Regions from separate parts of the Homo sapiens genome. Here region 1 is linked to region 2. A link is an interaction called in ENCODE POLR2A ChIA-PET data of the cell type or tissue named here. Cell type or tissue: B cell. All regions are shown on one strand. Each heading gives the region's core, and the rest is flanking DNA. Links, peaks and the distances in the headings are about the cores only. Region 1 has its middle 42 kb from the start of IGF2BP2. Region 2 overlaps SENP2 (SUMO specific peptidase 2).

The links. ChIA-PET counts read pairs that join two places held together with the same protein. Peaks named below come from ENCODE experiments on the same cell type or tissue, not always from the same donor. Only the 100,000 strongest peaks of a DNase experiment are listed, where the experiment ranks them.
Region 1: POLR2A ChIA-PET joins it to region 2 with 5 read pairs; 2 of 35 experiments call an interaction of 5 or more read pairs at or near these places.

Annotation. Positions count from the first base shown.
Region 1 is chr3:185,863,170-185,871,623 of GRCh38, forward strand. No RefSeq gene overlaps it. Among named protein-coding and RNA genes, the nearest start is that of IGF2BP2, 42 kb to the left of the region's middle. In B cell, for the core only: no CTCF peak of the experiment used is centred there; no DNase peak of the experiment used is centred there.
Region 2 is chr3:185,591,424-185,599,877 of GRCh38, forward strand. SENP2 (SUMO specific peptidase 2) reads left to right here. Exons shown (of 17, transcript NM_021627.3): 3 at 6,989-7,122; 4 at 7,535-7,601. Among named protein-coding and RNA genes, the nearest start is that of SENP2, 9.4 kb to the left of the region's middle. In B cell, for the core only: no CTCF peak of the experiment used is centred there; a DNase peak (open chromatin) is centred at 4,298; H3K4me3 peaks cover 742 bases; H3K27ac peaks cover 2,081 bases.

The DNA.
Region 1 (8,454 bases), core at 2,552-5,051, 270 kb after region 2:
AAGTAATATAAACTAAGTTTACTTCAATTATTTACATCTTTAAGAAATCTAGTAATATTTTAAATAAAATGCGGTTTCATATTTTTATAAAACACATATTATATACCTTAAATATGTACAATTTTTATTTATAAATTATACCTCAATAAAACTAGGGGAAAAGAGCCTTAATAAAAAAAGAAAAGAATGCCAAGGTATATCATTGAATGGAAAAGCATAGAACAGTGTGGAAACTATGCTGCCATTTGTGTGATATATGGGCACAGTCTGCTTGAAAGACATACAAGAAAATGTGTAACAGTGGGTTTCATGGTGGCAGGAACATCTTTTTAATTGATATAATATTCAAGTACTGCTCATTTAAAATAAAGAAAATTGGCCAGGCGCGGTGGCTCACACTTGTAATCCTAGCACTTTGGGAGGCCAAGGCAGGCAGATCACTTGATGTCTGGAGTTCGAGGCTAGCCTGGCCAACGTGGTAAAACCCCCATCTCTACTAAAAATACAAAAATTAGCTGGGCGTGGTGATGGGTGCCTGTAATCCCAGCTACTCGGGAGGCTGAGGCAGGAGAATTGCTTGAACCCAGGAAGTGGAGGTTGCAGTGAGCCAAGATTGCACGATGGCCCTCCAGGCTGGGAGACAGAGTGAGACTCCGTCTCAAAAAAATAAAATAAAATAAAGAAAATTAAAGACAAAAAGAATAAGTTATAGACATAAAGACCTGGCCAGGTGTGGTGGCTCACACTTGTAGTCCCAGAAGTTTGGGAGGCCGAGGCAGGTGGATCACTTGAGGTCAGGAGTTCGAGAACAGCTTGGCCAACATGGTGAAACCCCATCTCTACTAAAAATACAAAAATTAGCAAGACATGGTAGCACACCCCTATAGTCCCAGCTACTCAGGTGGCTGAGGCAAGAGAATCACTTGAACCTGGGAAGTAGAGGTTGCAGTGAGCTGAGATCACTGCACTCCAGCCTAAGCAACAGAGAGAGACTCCATCCCAAAAAATAAATAGGCCAGGTGCAGTGGCTCATGCCTATAATCTCAGTATTTTGGGAGGCCGAGGCGGGTGGATCACCTGAGGTCAGTAGTTCAAGACCAGCCTGGTCAACACGGTGAAATCCTGTCTCTACTAAAAATACAAAAAATTAGCTGGGCATAGTGGTGCGTGCTTGTAATCCCAGCTACTCGGGAAGCTGAGGCAGAAGAATCGCTTGAACCCGGGAGTCGGAGGTTGTGGTGAGCCAAGATTGTGCCACTGCACTCCAGTGTGGGCAACAGAGCGAGACTTTGCCTCAAAAATAAATAAATAAATAAATAAATAAATACAGACGTTATGTGCACCAGCATAGACAACAAAGTGAGACCCCATCTGTATAAAATATTTAAAAATTAGCCATGTGCAGCCGGGCGCAATGGCTCACACCTGTAATTCCAGCACTTTGGGAGGCTGAGGCGGGCAGATAACAAGGTCAGGAGTTCGAGACCAGCCTGGCCAACATGGTGAAACCCTGTCTGTACTAAAATACAAAAACTAGCCAGGCATGGTGGTGCATGCCTGTAGTCCCAGCTGCTCAGGAAGCTGAGGCAGAAGAATCGCTTAAACCCGGGAGGCTGAGGTTGCAGTGAGCCGAGATTGCACCACTGTACCCCAGCCTGGGGGACAGAGCAAGACTCTGTCTCAAAAAAAAAAAGAAAAAAAAAATTAGCCAGGTGCAGTGGTGCTCACCTGTAGTTCCAGCTACTGAGGAGGCTGAGACGGCAGGATCACTTGAGGCCAGGAGTTCAAGGTTGTAGTGAGCTATGATGCTATGATTGCCCCACTGCATTCCAGCCTGGGCAACAGACCAAGACCCTGTCTCATAAAAAAAAAAAAACAAAAAACAAACTTTATGTGCAGTTCTAGCCATAATTGGAAAAAACTGTAAAAAACAACCTACCTGTCTATAATAGGGTTCTCAAGAGAAACAAACAGGAAATCAGAATATATATGCATATATACATATATATTCTCTATATATACATATATAGATATATATAGAGAGAGGGAGAGAGAGATTTAATAAAAGGAATTGGGTCACATGATTATGGAGGCTGACAATTTCTAAGACCTGCTGTGGGTTAGCAAGCTGGAGACCCAGGAGAGCTGATGATGTAGTTTGAATTTGAAAGCTGGCAGACTCAAGACCCAGGAAGAGCTCGTGTCTTGGTTTGAGCCAGAAGGCAGGAAAATGCCAGTGTTCCAGTTGGAAGGCAGTCAGGCAGGAGAGATTCTGTCTTACTCAGGGGAGGGTTAGGCTATTTGTTCTCTTCAGGCCTCCAATTGATTGGATGAGGCCCACCCCTCTTAGGGAGGGCAATCTGCTTTACTTGGTCTACTGGTTTAAATGTTAATTGCATCCAGAAGCACCCAGAATGATGTTTGACCAAATCTCTGGTCATCTTGTGGCCTACTCAAGCTGACATATAAAATTAAACATTGCAATGTCCTACAATAGGACAACAGGATATAATGCAGCCATTAAAATGTTAATTTTGAAGGCTAAGAAAAATAAGCATGGTAAGGAGCTGAGTAGAAAAATAAACCACAGAATACCAGATTATGCCTACAATTGCACCAGTGAAATGTGTGCACACATGGGTGAAGAATAGGTAGGAATAGGAAGAAATAAGAATAGCTTTTGTGCTAAGCTGTTGAGATTACAGGAAAGAATTTACCTTTTTCCTTTAATTTTTAATAATATAATTGTTTAAAATTCAAGAAACTGAGAATCCTAGGTGTAGAGTTTCCAGGAGGAGGGAACAGTAGCTGCAAGCGGTAACTGACACATCATCTACACTCAATAGCTGTTGAATAAATGAATAATTGCTACTGTTTTCTGCTGCATTCCCCCAGAAGCACATTGTGATACAAGGATTTTTTTTTTTTTTGAGACAGAGTCTCGATCTGTTGCCCAGGCTGAAGTGCAGTGGTGCGATCTTGGCTCACTGCAACCTCTGCCTCCCAGGTTCAAGCAATTCTCTGCCTCAGCCTCCCCAGTAGCTGGGATTACAGGCATGCGCCACCACGCCCAGCTAATTTTTGTATTTTTAGTACAGACAGGATTTCACCATCTTGGACAGGCTGGTCTTGAACTCCCGACCTCAGGCAGTCCACCCACCTCGACCTCCCAAAGTGCTGGGCTTACAGGCATGAGCCACTGCACCTGGCCTGTGATACAAGGATTTGAGGGCAAGTTGTTTATTTGGGAGGTAATCACTGGTAGGAGAGTCGGGGAGTGAGGCTGGGAAGAGAAAGAAGCCAATATAGGGCACTTCAATGAGGTTACCATTGAAGGTAACTCCACGGGACCTCTGGGAGAATGTTGGGAGTAGGCTTCAGGTTTGTCTCGCAGAGGACAAGAAAGAAGGAGTTTTAATCTCCCAACTCTCATTCATCTTGGTTGAAAGGGCTGCTCCTGGGGGCATTACCTCCTTGGCATTTTCAGCCTGCCCCAAGCAAGGGTCCATCACACCTCTGTGACTAGTGAAAGCCTGCAGGCAGAGAGTCACAGGTGCTTGCAGTTAGAAGCTGTTGATTGTATGGGAACAGTGAGTGCTGCAAGGATAGGGTGGGGCACTGAGGACACTTGCAGAGTTTATCATTATTGAACACCTGCATGATTCAGGCACTTAGAGAATAGTTTCTCTAATTCCCACAACAGGGTTATGCAGTGAATATTATTAGGGAAGAAACAAGCTCAGAGAGGTTGTGACTTGCTCAGAGTCATGCAGGGCAAGGTACAGAATCAATTAAGTTATTTGAACTACAAAGATTTCTTTTTCTCTTCCTCTTGCTACCTCCCAGTTAAACTCAATGCTTTCTAAATAAACTCACCAAAAAAAGTAAAATGATGACATCTGAGAGGTAACAACAATTCAGTAAGATCAGCTTTAAAACAGCATAACTATTTAGGTCCAATCACATAATCAACAAGTATTGAAATCTGTAAGAGAAAGAGAAAGTCAGCATGGGGAGGAGGGCATCTACCAGGGCAGAAGTACCAATACCAGCTGACTGAAGCCAGGGTCAATAAACCCACACCTACTGCTTTCCAAGAGATTAAAGAAGAAATTATGACCATGAAAGGAAATATGTAGGTACTATGAAAACAGCAAATCTGTTTGTCATTCCCTCCCTCAAAATTCTTCAATGATTCCCAATTTCTTTCAGTATAATTCCCTTAGTAGAACATGTAAATACTTTGAGATTTGGCCCTTGCTAACCTCTCCATGCTCATCTTCTACCACTCACTCACAGCCATATGCAACTACTTAAAATCCTCAGAACAGCCCATCTCTGTCACAGCCCTGAGCCCTTGTAAGGGCTGTTTCTGCTACCTGGAATTCCATCTTCCTCTCTTTTCCACCTGGCTAATTCCTACTTGTTATTCAAGGCTTAGCTTGGTCATTACCTATTATAGTGAAGTTTCTCAATCTTTTAAAAACCATACTGCTAAATAATATATACAAATATCTCATACCAGCCTTCCCATGAAACTCTATTTCCTTTTGAGAATTACTGATAAACAAAATTTATAATCTACCTTCTGAATATCTCCACCATCTGAGATGATTTTATATTTACATTTTTTTTTTTTTTTTGAGACAGAGGACTCTGTCCCCCAGGCTGGAGTGCAGTGATGCAATCTCAGCTCACTCCAACCTCTGTCTTCCAGGTTCAAGCAATTCTTCTGCCTCAGCCTCCCAAATAGCTGGGATTACAGGTGTGTGTTACCATGCCCAGCTAATTTTTTTATTTTAGTAGAGACAGGGTTTCACCACATTCGCCTGGCTGGTCTCGAACTCCTGACCTCAGGTGATCCACCCACCTCAGCCTCCCAAAGTGCTGGGATTACAGGCATGAGCCACTGTCCCCAGCTGTTTTTTTTTTTTTTTTTGTATTTTTAGTAGAGATGGGGTTTCACCATGTTGGCCAGGCTGGTCTCAAACTCCTGACCTCAAATGATCTGACTGCCTTAGCCTCCCAAAGTGCTGGGATTACAGATGTGAGCCACCATGCCCAGCCTATGTTTACTTTTTATAAATTATTAATTATAGATTATGAAAAGTTTTTTTACTTCTCCAAATATAAAAGTCTCATAATATTGAATTTTTTTCAGCCTCTCCCCTTCAGATTAAAGATTCCCCACAGCAGCTTCTGTATCCCTGGCCCCTCCACTCATCCCAAGATGAGAATTGCTATTCTATAGGAAATTTTTCAAGATGCCAGGCTAAGGTAGGTACCATCTCTCTGTTCACCAAACATCTAATACACATGACTTTATATTAAGTCTTTCACATTGTTTTGAATATGTTGATTTAATTAACTTTCCACTGAATTCCATAATTAAAGGAATAGATGTGTATTAAGCCTCTACAATCAGTACAGTTCCAGGCACTGTACTAATTTTGTGAGGTATTACCATCCTCAGGAGGAAAAAGAGGACAGGGGCTATGAAATCTATCAAGTATGGATCCAACTAGTAAGTGATGAAGCTAAACTCCAGGCTCCATGTGCCTGACCTCAGAGTCTGTGCTCCTTTGCTAAAGAGTGTTTCCTGCCTGAGGCAGAGGCTGTGCAGAGCTATGTATCCATGTACTCAGCACAGTGCCTGAAACATAGTAGGCATATCATATGTTGGAGGTGAACAAATGAGCCAAAGACATCAAGAAAAGCAATAAAAACTTGAATAGATGTCACTGGGCAAATAAGTGATTGAGAAGAAACATCAAGCCAGAAACACAAATCACAGGGCATTTGCACAGAGTGATTCAAAACAAAACCAAAAAGGCACAAAACAATGTAAGAAAAACTAAAAGACTTAGAACATAGATTAGAAACATTGAAGTGAAAACAATAAGGAAACTATAGGAAATAGAGAAGGCTGACAATGAGGAAGCCATCATCAGAGAAATAAGGGAAGAAAACATAGCTGAATAGAAAAAAAAAAAACAGCACTCTTTTTGTGATCATCTGTTTACTCTATTTCCCTTTTAAGATAGTCGGTTTCAGCCGGGTGCAGTGGCTCACACCTGTAATCCCAGCACTTTGGGAGGCCAAAGCGGGCAGACCACAAGGTCAGGAGCTTGAGACCAGTGTGGCCAACATGGTGAAACCCCATCTCTACTAAAAATACAAAAATTAGCCGGGTATGATGGCGGGTGCCTGTAATCCCAGCTACTTGGGAGGCTGAGGCAGGAGAATCACTTGAACCCAGGAGGCGGAGGTTGCAGTGAGCCGAGATCATGCCATTGCACTCCAGCCTGGGCGACAAGAGCAAGACTCCATCTCAAAAAAAAAAAAAAAAAAAGAAAGTCGGTTCCATGAGGGTAGGAATCATCTCTCTCTTGTTTGTCACTGCATCTTCAGTGTTTGACACAGTGTGTGACATAGGTAAGAGCTCTGCCAATATTTTGTTGAATGAAAGAAAGCCAAGCACAGATCATGAAAAGACATGTAAAACCCCATCAAAGAAAGATGCCTCTGGTGTTTTTAAAGCATTGCCTTAAGAGGCGGAGTCTATGCTTTTGAATCTGGGGAGGAATTATGAGTTCTTTAGTCACAGAATCTGACAGAAGCACTGCGATGTAACCTCTGAGACTAGGTCAAAAAGCTGATGATGCTTCCACCTGGTTATCTTGGACTACTTATTCTCCAGATATTCCCTCTAGGAGCCCACTCATCACACGTCGTTTGGAGAGGCCCTACGGAAACACACCAGCTGACAGGCAGCTTCAGTTATCCCAGCCCCACACCAGACATATGGGGGATGAAACCCCCAGATGACCCACCTTCCAGCTATGTGGGTCTCCTCTTGCTGAGACCCCAGACGTTGTGGAGCAGAGGCAAGCCAATGACCCTGTGTCCTCTCAAAATTACTGACCCACAGAATCCACAAACATAATAAAATTATTGTTATGCCATCAAATTTGGGATGGCTTATTAAGTAGCAATAGAATGATCAGAACAATATCCACCCTTTCTAAAGATATCTCTTTGTTGGGTGTTTAAATTTTTATTTATTTATTTTTTTATTTTATTTTTTATTAGTATTATTATTTTTGAGATGGAGTTTCGCTCTTGTTGCCCAGGCTGGAGTGCAGTGGCGTGATCTCGGCTCACTGCAACCTCCGCCTCCCAGGTTCAAGTGATTCTCCTGCCTCAGCCTCCCGAATAGCTGGGATTACAGGCATGCACCACCATGCCCAGCTAATTTTTTGTATTTTTAGTAGAGACAGGGTTTCTCCATATTGGTCAGGCTGGTTTCAAACTCCCAGCCTCTGGTGATCCGCCCGCCTCGGCCTCCCAAAGTGTTAGGATCACAGGCGTGAGCCATCGCAACCGGCCTAAAAAAAAAGATATAATTTTTAGAGATCCAAAGACAAGAATGATCTTAAGACTTGCTCCTGAGATGTTGTATAAGAGGAAGACTTACAAGGAAATCTACAAGAACTGAGGTCTTGTCTCGTCAGGTTGACTTTTCTCTTTGAAGGCAGCAGAAAATCATGTCATGGGCTATAAGCTCACACACACTGATAATTTCCATAATGTCCCTGCTCTGTACAGATCACTATGAGGAGCAGTGGAAATCAAAGAGCACAAATACAGAGAATAAAAACAAAGATACGGCCAGGCGCAGTGGCTCACGCTTGTAATCCCAGCACTTTGGGAGGCCGAGGCAGGTGGATCACGAGGTCAGGAGATCGAGACCATCCTGGCCAACATGGTGAAACCCTGTCTCTACAAAAATACAAAAAAAAAAAAAAAAAAAAAAAAATTAGCCGGGCATGGTGGCGTGCGCCTGGAGTCCCAGCTACTCAGGAGGCTGAGGCAGGGGAATCGCTTGAACCTGGGAGGCGGAGGTTACAATAAGCCGAGATCGCGCCACTGCACTCCAGCCTGGTGACAGAGCGAGACTCTGTCTCAAAAAAAAAAAACAAACAAAGAAAGATATAGAGACTCAAAAGAGTTAAGTGAATTTACACATTAACAAAGAGGGGGGAAATTTTTATATTGTAAATATAACCCACCATGGGGTAGTGGTTTTCAAATTGCAAGGTCACAATTCATTAATGTGTCATGAAATCAAGTTAGTGGCTCTCAACCCGCTTTTTTTTTTTAAATGAAATAGAATATACTAGAGTATAATGGAATAGAAAACACCAGAGTTCATCATAAGGATGCTTAGCCAAAACTTCATATCCTCTGCCCATCTGTAATGAGTGGGGATAGAGATGTGGAAAATACATGAACTAGTTAGGATTTGGTCTTTTTTCCCCCGGTGTATGCTGGTCAATTGGATTATCATTGTAATGGGAGGGTTAATGTTACAGGGTTGCAGCTGAAGTTGAAGCAAAGTTATCGTATCTGCTGTTGGCAAAATTGTTGAGACTTTCTAATGAATTTAGATAA
Region 2 (8,454 bases), core at 3,208-5,707:
TCACTGCAACCTCCACCTCCCGGGTTCACACCATTCTCCTGCCTCAGCCTCCTGAGTAGCTGGGACTACAGGCGCCCGCCATCATGCCCGGCTAATTTTTTGTATTTTTAGTAGAGACGGGGTTTCACCATGTTAGCCAGGATAGTCTCAGTCTCCTGACTTCGTGATCCACCTGCCTCAGCCTCCCAAAGTGCTGGGATTACAGGCGTGAGCCCCCGCGCCTGGCCCTACTTATTTTTAAGGAGGAAATGTTGTAAATGTTTCAAACTGAGGTGACTCTAGTTCAGATGGCTGAGGGAACCCATCTTTTCTATTTTTTTTTTTCGAGACAGGGTCTCATTCTGTCACCCAGGCTGGGATGCAGTGGCATAATCATGGCTCACTGCAGCCTCCACCTCCCTGGGCCCAGGTGATCCTTCCATCTCAGCCTCCCAAGTAGTTGGTTGGGCCTACAGGCACGTTATCACACCTAGCTGATTTTTGTATTTTTTTTGTAGAAACAGGGTCTTGCCACATTGTCCAGGCTGAAAATAGGCAGCAGTGGCATTTTGAAAGAATACTCCTGTCTTTAAGAACCGGTAATATTTCTTTTTTTTTTTTTTTTTTTTTTTGAGACAGGATCTTGCTCTGTCTTGATCTTGTCATCAACAATTTTTTTTTTTAATTTTGTAAGAGGCAAGGGTATCACTGTGTTGCCCAGGCTTCAGTGCAGTGGCACGATCGTAGCTCACTGCAGTCTCAAACTCCTGGGCTCACACAATCCTCCTGCCTCAGTCTCCTGAGTAGCTGGGACTATAGGCCCATACCACCACACCTGGCAAATTATTTTGTATGTGGATACTGAGTCTCCATATGTTGCCCAGGCTGATCTTGGAACTCCTGCCCTTCCAAAGTGCCGGGATTATGGATATGAGCCACTGTGCCCAGCCAAGTCTTTTACTTCAGTATATCTGAATGGATAAAGAAAATAAAAGTAGATTAAAGGAAAAAGGCATAGTAAAATGCTATAATAATATATTCCTCTTTCTCAAAAATGATTATAAATTTGGGTCTACCTCCAGATGTGGTAATTGAGTGTGGACATATTTGTGTTAATATTTCGTTTAAATTCAGTGAGTACTTATTGAGCATGTCTCAGTGCTAACCAATGTGTTAGGTTTTACAGAAAATACAAAAATTAGTAAGACAGGGTCTCCTTTTTTTTTTTTTTTGAGATGGAGTCTTGCTCTGTTGCTCAGGCTGGAGTGCAATGGCACATTCTCGGCCCACTGCAACCTCCGCCTCCCAGGTTCAAGTGATTCCCCTGCCTCAGCTTCCCAAGTAGCTGGGACTACAGGTGCCCACCACCACACCCGGCTAATTTTTGTATTTTTAGTAGAGACAGGGTTTCGCCATGTTGGCCAGGCTGGTCTCAAGCTCCTGACCTCAAGTGATCCACCTGCCTTGGCCTCCCAAAGTGCTGGAATTACAGGCGTGAGCCACCGTGCCCGGCCTGGGTCTCCATTTTTAAGGACCTTATATGATAATATGGTAGGGGGTATAAGACAATCACATAATAATGCTAATGTCAATGAAAATATAAAAAATAAAAAAACAAAGATAGTAACAAAATCCTATCCAATTTTCAGCTCATCGAGTCTCAGTAAATGTTTGCGGGAGTTAGTATGAGTTAGTATGTTAGCCCAGGTCTTGAAGGATGGATAGGATATCAAAGGAGAGCAATAGGAAGGAAAAATATTCTAGGCAGAGGGAATAGTATGGGAAAGTTGTGTAAATTCAAGAAATAGTGAATAGAGCTCAGGGAAAAAAAATGGCTGAAGACAGGTAGATCAAATTATCGTTCTGTTTTGTTTTGTTTAGTTTTTTAATAGAGACAGGGTCTTGCTATATTGCTCAGGCTGATCTCGAACTCCTGGGCTTAATTAAGTGATCCTCTCACCTTGGCTTTCCAAAATGTTGGGATTACAGGCGTGAACCACCATCCCCGGCCAAGGATTTTCAAATGACAGGAATTTATACTAAATTCATTAGAACAGTATTTCCCAAAGCACAGGATAGATACCAATTTAGGAAATGATTTTAGGGGATTCAACATTCACAGCATTATGTAACATTTGAATGATGATTATGTACTAAGAAAGGTGTATCCTTTTCAGTTATTTATTTGAGGTGCTCACATCCTGTTTATTTCACACAGAAAATCTTGATTTAATGCTAGTATATCTTCAATACTTGTCTAATATATGCTAATCTCCCATTTTTTAACAGGCCCAACTAGAACTTAGTATTATTGTGTTTTCATTTCTTTTTTTTTTTTTTTTTGAGACGGAGTTTCTTTCTCGTTGCCCAAGCTGCAGTGCAATGGTGCGATCTTGGCTTGTTGCAACCTCCACCTCCCAGGTTCAAGTGATTCTCCTGCCTCAGCCTCCCGAGTAGCTGGGATTACAGGCGCCCACCACTATGCCCGGCTAATTTTTGTGTTTTTAATAGAGACAGGGTTTCACCATGTTGGCCAGACTGGTCTCGAATTCCTGACCTCAAGTGATCGCCCGCCTCGGCTTCCCAAAGTGTTGGTATTACAGGCGTGAGCCACCTCACCCGGCTGTGTTTTCATTTCTTTATAAGGCAGGTGATGTTGGCTTTACATATACAGTAGTAATTTAAAATTATCTTTTTTTTTTAAGCCAAAAAAGGAAGTCAGTTTTAAAGAAAAATATAAATAGCTTGTACTTGGATGTGGTTAAAAAAAAAAAACACACACAAACGTTGGTATTACAGAAGGTTTCTGACTTAATTATTTAGGACAATCATCTGTTTTATGGATTCTATGTTAAGGATCACTTATTGCATCATTCCCATTAAATATGTAGTATGATTTTCTGAATGGCAAATTGTAGAAGGGAATCTAAACCAAAGGGTAAGCGGTGGGTAGCAGAGTTTGTAAAGGCCTGTAAAGTGCTGCCCAAGAGAACTTCCTGCAGTGATAACTGTTGAGCACTCGAAATGTGGCTAGTTCAACTGAGGAACTGAATTTTAAACTTTATTTGATTCTAATAAAACTTTAAGTTAGGTAACCATATCTGGCTACTAGCTACTGTGTTGGACAGTACAACTCCATTGGTTGCTTTTGAGAGAAAAAAAAGCAAAGCAAGGGTAAAAGAAAAGAAAGAAGACCTCAGAATTTCAGGCTCATGATCTTTTTTTTTTTTTTTTTGGGACAGAGTCTCGCTGTGTCACCCAGGCTGGAGTGCAGTGGCACAATCTCGGTTCACTGCAACCTCCACCTCCCAGGTTCAAGCGATTCTCCTGCCTCAGTCTCCTGAGTAGCTGGGATTACAGGTGTGCACCACCATGCCCAGCTAATTTTTATATTTTAGTAGAGACGGAGTTTCACCATATTGGCCAGGCTGGTCTCGAACTCCTGACCTCAAGTGATCCACCCTCCTTGGCCTCCCAAAGTGCAGCTAATTTTTGTATTTTAGTAGAGACAGGGTTTCACCGTGTTGGCCAGGCTGGTCTTGAACTCCTGACCTCAAGTGATCCACCCACCTTGGCCTCCCAAAGTGCTGGGATTACAGGTGTGAGCCACCGTACCTGGCTCAGGCTCATGACCTTAAAGGTGAAAGAGATTTTAAGAGATCTATGTAGTCTAGTTTCAGGGAAGTAAGGTGATCTTTTCCCCATTTTACAGATGAGGCAGGCCTTCTGTTTTTTAAAAAAATCAGTGAGATCTTTTGACATAATCTCAGGGGCATACCGAGATTTTGATAACATTCGTAGGAAAATAAATATTATGATATTGTTTAGTAGCCACAATTTGCTATGTTACCAAGAGGCTTCTTGTCCTCTAGAGTCTGGATGACAGACTGTGGGTTAAGCATCAATCGCTAAAGCTCTTCTTCTCCTCCTTAGAAAGTGCAGCAGAGTGTGTACTATCCCTCAGCACTATTAGAAGGGGATAACCTGGAATTCTCTGATTCCTAAAATGAAAAACAACTCATTTGCATAGTTTGGTACTTATAACTATTAGCAAATTTCTCAAATTGGATTGTGCTTTACCTGGCCATTACTTTTTCCCTTTTGTTTGTTATTCCCCTATGTTTCTGGAAAGTAGTTTACATGTTCTGGAGCACTGCTTAAAAGCTACCATTGCAGTCTATCTTTCTCTAAAGCAGAATGGCTAATGTGATGTTCTGTTTTTCTCAAACTAGCGTCTTCAAATACCCTTAATTAGGACATAGGATATTGTAGAAAGCTTACATCAGATATATAGAAAGTGAGAAAGAGGTAGTGTAATAAAAGGAGGAAGTGAGGAAAGCACTGAAACCTACCCTTTCCTTTTATTTTTGGTGGCAAGGAAGGGTGAGCCTGAGATTTTTTTTTTTTTTTTTTTTTGAGACAGGATCTCCCTCTGTCACCCAGACTGGAGTGCAGTGCCGTGATCTCACCTCACTGCAACCTCTACCTCCCGGGTTCCAACGATTCTTCTGCTTTAGCCTCCCAAGTAGCTGGAATTACAGGCATGTGCCACCAGGCCCAGCTAATTTATTTATTTATTTTGAGATGGAGTCTCACGCTGTTGCCCAGACTGGAGTACAGTGGTGCCATCTTGGTTCACTGCAACCTCCGCTTCCTGGATTCAAACGATTCTGCTGCCTCAGCCTCCAGAGTAGCTGGGATTATAGGTGTGTGCCATGACGCCCAGCTAATTTTTGTATTTTTAGTAGAGACGGTTTCGCCATGATGGTCAGGCTGGTCTTGAACTCCTGACATCAAGTGATCTGCCCGCCTTTGCCTCCCAAAGTGCTGGGATTACAGGCTTGAGCCACCGTGCCCAGCCTAAGATCTTCTAACACATCTCCACTAGAGGGATAGTCTTGTTCTATCTTAGATGTTTAAAAGCTGCATATTTTAGGCCAGGTGCAGTGGCATACACCTGTAATCTCAGCACTTTGGGAGGCTGAGGCAGAAGGATCACTTGAGCCCAGGAGTTCCAGACCAGCCTGGGCAACATAGTGAGACCTGCCTCTACCAAAAAATCAAAAAAATTAGCCAGACATGGTGGTGCATGCCTGTGATCCCAGCTACTCAGGAGACTGAGGTAGGAGGATCACTTGAGCCTGGGAGGTTGAGGCTGCAGTGAGTAGTGATCATGCCACTGCACTCCAGTCTGGGTGACAGAGTAAGACCCTGTCTCAAAAAAAAAAAAAAAGCTGCATATTTTATACTTTACTTAGCCAAGCTATAATACGGGCTTAGTAAATAGTTGTTTAGGGCAACTACAGTATATTGTTACCTGCCTGGGAAGTAAGGACAAGCTAGTGAGACTATGACAGTGCTTCCTGTAGAATTCTGCCGTACTCGGTGGCTATATGCTCCTTGTTGTTTAATCATGCCCTCACCTCTGTGGTAAAAGTTTATTTATTTATTTATTTGTTTATTTTTTGTGAGACGGAGTCTCATTCTGTCATCCAGGCTGGAGTGCAATGGCACGATCTCAGCTCACTGCAACCTCTGCTTTCCAGGTTCAAGCAATTCTCCTGCCTCAGCCTGCCAAGTAGCTGGGACTAAAGGCGCACACCACTGAGCCCAGCTAATTTTTGTATTTTTTTTAGAGACGGGATTTCACCATGTTTGCCAGGCTGGTCTTGAACTCCTGACCTCGTGATCTGCCTGCCTCGGCCTCCCAAAGCGTTGGGATTACAGGCGTGAGCAACCACGCCCAGCAAAAATTTATTTTATATATCCTGGAGAACTCTGCTTAAAAGTTGTCATTTCAGAACATTTTGAGTGTGTGTGTGTGTGTGAATCAGTATGGATTTGCTAAAGTGATGGTTTTATGTTTTTATATTCAGATGTTTTATTTAAAAAACACAATTACAATACTGGTATTCCAGTTATTCAGCTAGAAAAATATTATTTATTTGTTTATTTATTTATTTATTTTGAGATGGAGTCTCACTCTGTCGCCCCGGCTGGAGTGGAGTGGCGTGATCTTGGCTCACTGCAACCTCCGCCTCCCAGGTTCCAGCGATTCTCCTGCATCAGCCTCCTGAGTAGCTGGGACTATAGTCGTGCACCACCATGCCCAGCTAATTTTTTGTATTTTCAGTAGGGACGGGGTTTCACTGTGTTGGCCAGGATGTTCTCGATCTCCTGACCTCAAGTGATCCACCCACCTCGGCCTCCCACCAAAGTGCTGGGATTACAGTCAAGAGCCACAAGTCTGGCCCAGTTTTTTTTTTTTGAGATGGAGTTTTGCCCTTGTTGCCCAGGCTGGAGTGTAATGGCGCGATCTTGGCTCACCACAACCTCTGCCTCCTGGGTTCAAGCGATTCTCCTGCCTCAGCCTCCTGAATAGGTGGGATTATAGGGATGCGCCACCACGCCCAGCTAATTCTTTGTATTTTAGTAGAGATGGGGTTTCTCCATGTTAGTCAGGCTGGTCTCCAACTCCTGACCTCAGGTGATCTGCCCACCTTGGCCTCCCAAAGTGCTGGGATTACAGGCGTGAGCCACCACACCAGACCTAGGAAAGGATTATATTGATAAATACCTTTTTATTTCAATGGTTGAAAATAGGACTTTTTTAAATTTTTGTTTTTCAGAGACAGAGTCTCACTCTGTTGCCCAGGCTGGAGTGCAGTAGCACAATCACAGCTCACTGTAGCCTCAATCTTCTGGGCTCAGGTGATCCTCCCACCTCAGCCTCCCAGGTAGCTGGGACTACAGGCGTGTGATACCATCCGCAGCTAATTTTTTGTACAAATGGGGTTTCTCCATGGTGGCCCAAGCTGGTCTCGAGCTCCTGGGCTCAAGCAATCCTCCCACCTCAGCCTCCCAAAGTGTTGGGATTACAGGTGTGAGCCACCACACCCAGCAAATAGAACTTTTGATAAAAATTGAGAGAGGCTCTTTCCAAGATATCATTTTATTTTTTAGCTGGAAGTTTATTACTTTATATTTACAGTTTGTTGACACTTTCTAGATTGCTTTATTCACCAAGTGAAAAACAGTCTCTACAATGCTGCCAGCTTATTTGGATTCCCATTCCAGCTGACCACAAAGCCCATGGTAACTTCTGCTTGTAATGGAACACGGAATGTGGCCCCTTCAGGAGAGGTCAGTGGGGATGAGACTCCATTAGGAATACTGATCTTTATACTTAATCATTATATTTTAGAAAATTCTCTCTTCGAGAGTTAATGTGTATAATTACTTTTTTCCAGAAATATCTGTATCTTTATTAGCTGTGCTATAAAGGCCAAGAAATTAAAGGTTAATAAAATGAACATTTAAAACATGTTTACAAAGAGCTAAATATTATTACATATGCTTTCTTATTTAAGGATGTACAAAGAAACTAGAATTGTTATTTCTACATCATTTTGTGAGTCTTGACAAGTTAAACCTTAGGTCTTATTGATGGTATCTCTTCTGTGAGCTACCTAAGAAAAAGTTATCTTTTCATAATAGAAAGTTATTTAGGTGACAAAATTTAGATGCTACAGAAGTGATTCTGTTTGATTTTAAGGTATTTTCGAACTCTTCATCTTGTGAACTGACAGGTTCTGGATCCTGGAACAACATGCTGAAACTGGGTGAGGTGGTCAAAAATATTTCTGTTTCCCGCTACCTCCTTCTGCCCATTTTTTTCCTACATTTTGAAAATATGAAAGGAAAACACTGATTTGAATTGGGATGAGAAAGACATTCTTTCTACCGTTCTAAAAAGCAAATAGCTTTTCTTCAGAATTGTTGTCTTTGAATTTACTGTTGTTTTTTGTTTGTATTATCAGTGTCCTCAATGTGACTTAGATCAAGGTCATATTAAAAAGGTTCATTCATTTAAAAAAAAACAAAAAAGCAAAAACATTTCCTGAGAACTTACTCTGTGCCGGGTGCTGTGCTTAAGTTATCAAGAATAACAAAATAATAAAACCTTATTCATGTCCTTTAGGAGTTCATCATCTAGTTGGGGAGCAGCCTTAGGTTCCCAGTTATCACAGTTTTATGGACTAGGGACTTCCATGTCATCCTTAGATCCTGAAGTGGAATTGTCATTATTATATATATGCACTATACAAAATGCTATGGTGGGGAAAAGTAGGAAGAAGCCAGAATCCTGCGAAATAGTTGTGATGTCTGCCACTCAGGAAGGCTTGTAAAGTTGGGGGGGAAGGAAGTTAAGGAAAATGAGCTTAGAGAAGTTGTAGGTTTAAAATTCAAAAGTGGAAGAAGATAAGGAAATGATAAAAGCCTTAGAGTTGTGCTTTTCAAACTGTTTTAAAAAGTACCTCTAGGAGTAGAGAAGAGCAAAGGAGAATAAATACATACCCCTGTGTCTGAGAAGCTAGTTCCTAAAAACTTGATATTTCTTTCTTTCTTTTTTTTTTTTTTTTTGAGATGGAGTTTCGCCCTTGTTGCCCAGGCTGGAGTGCAATAGGGCGATCT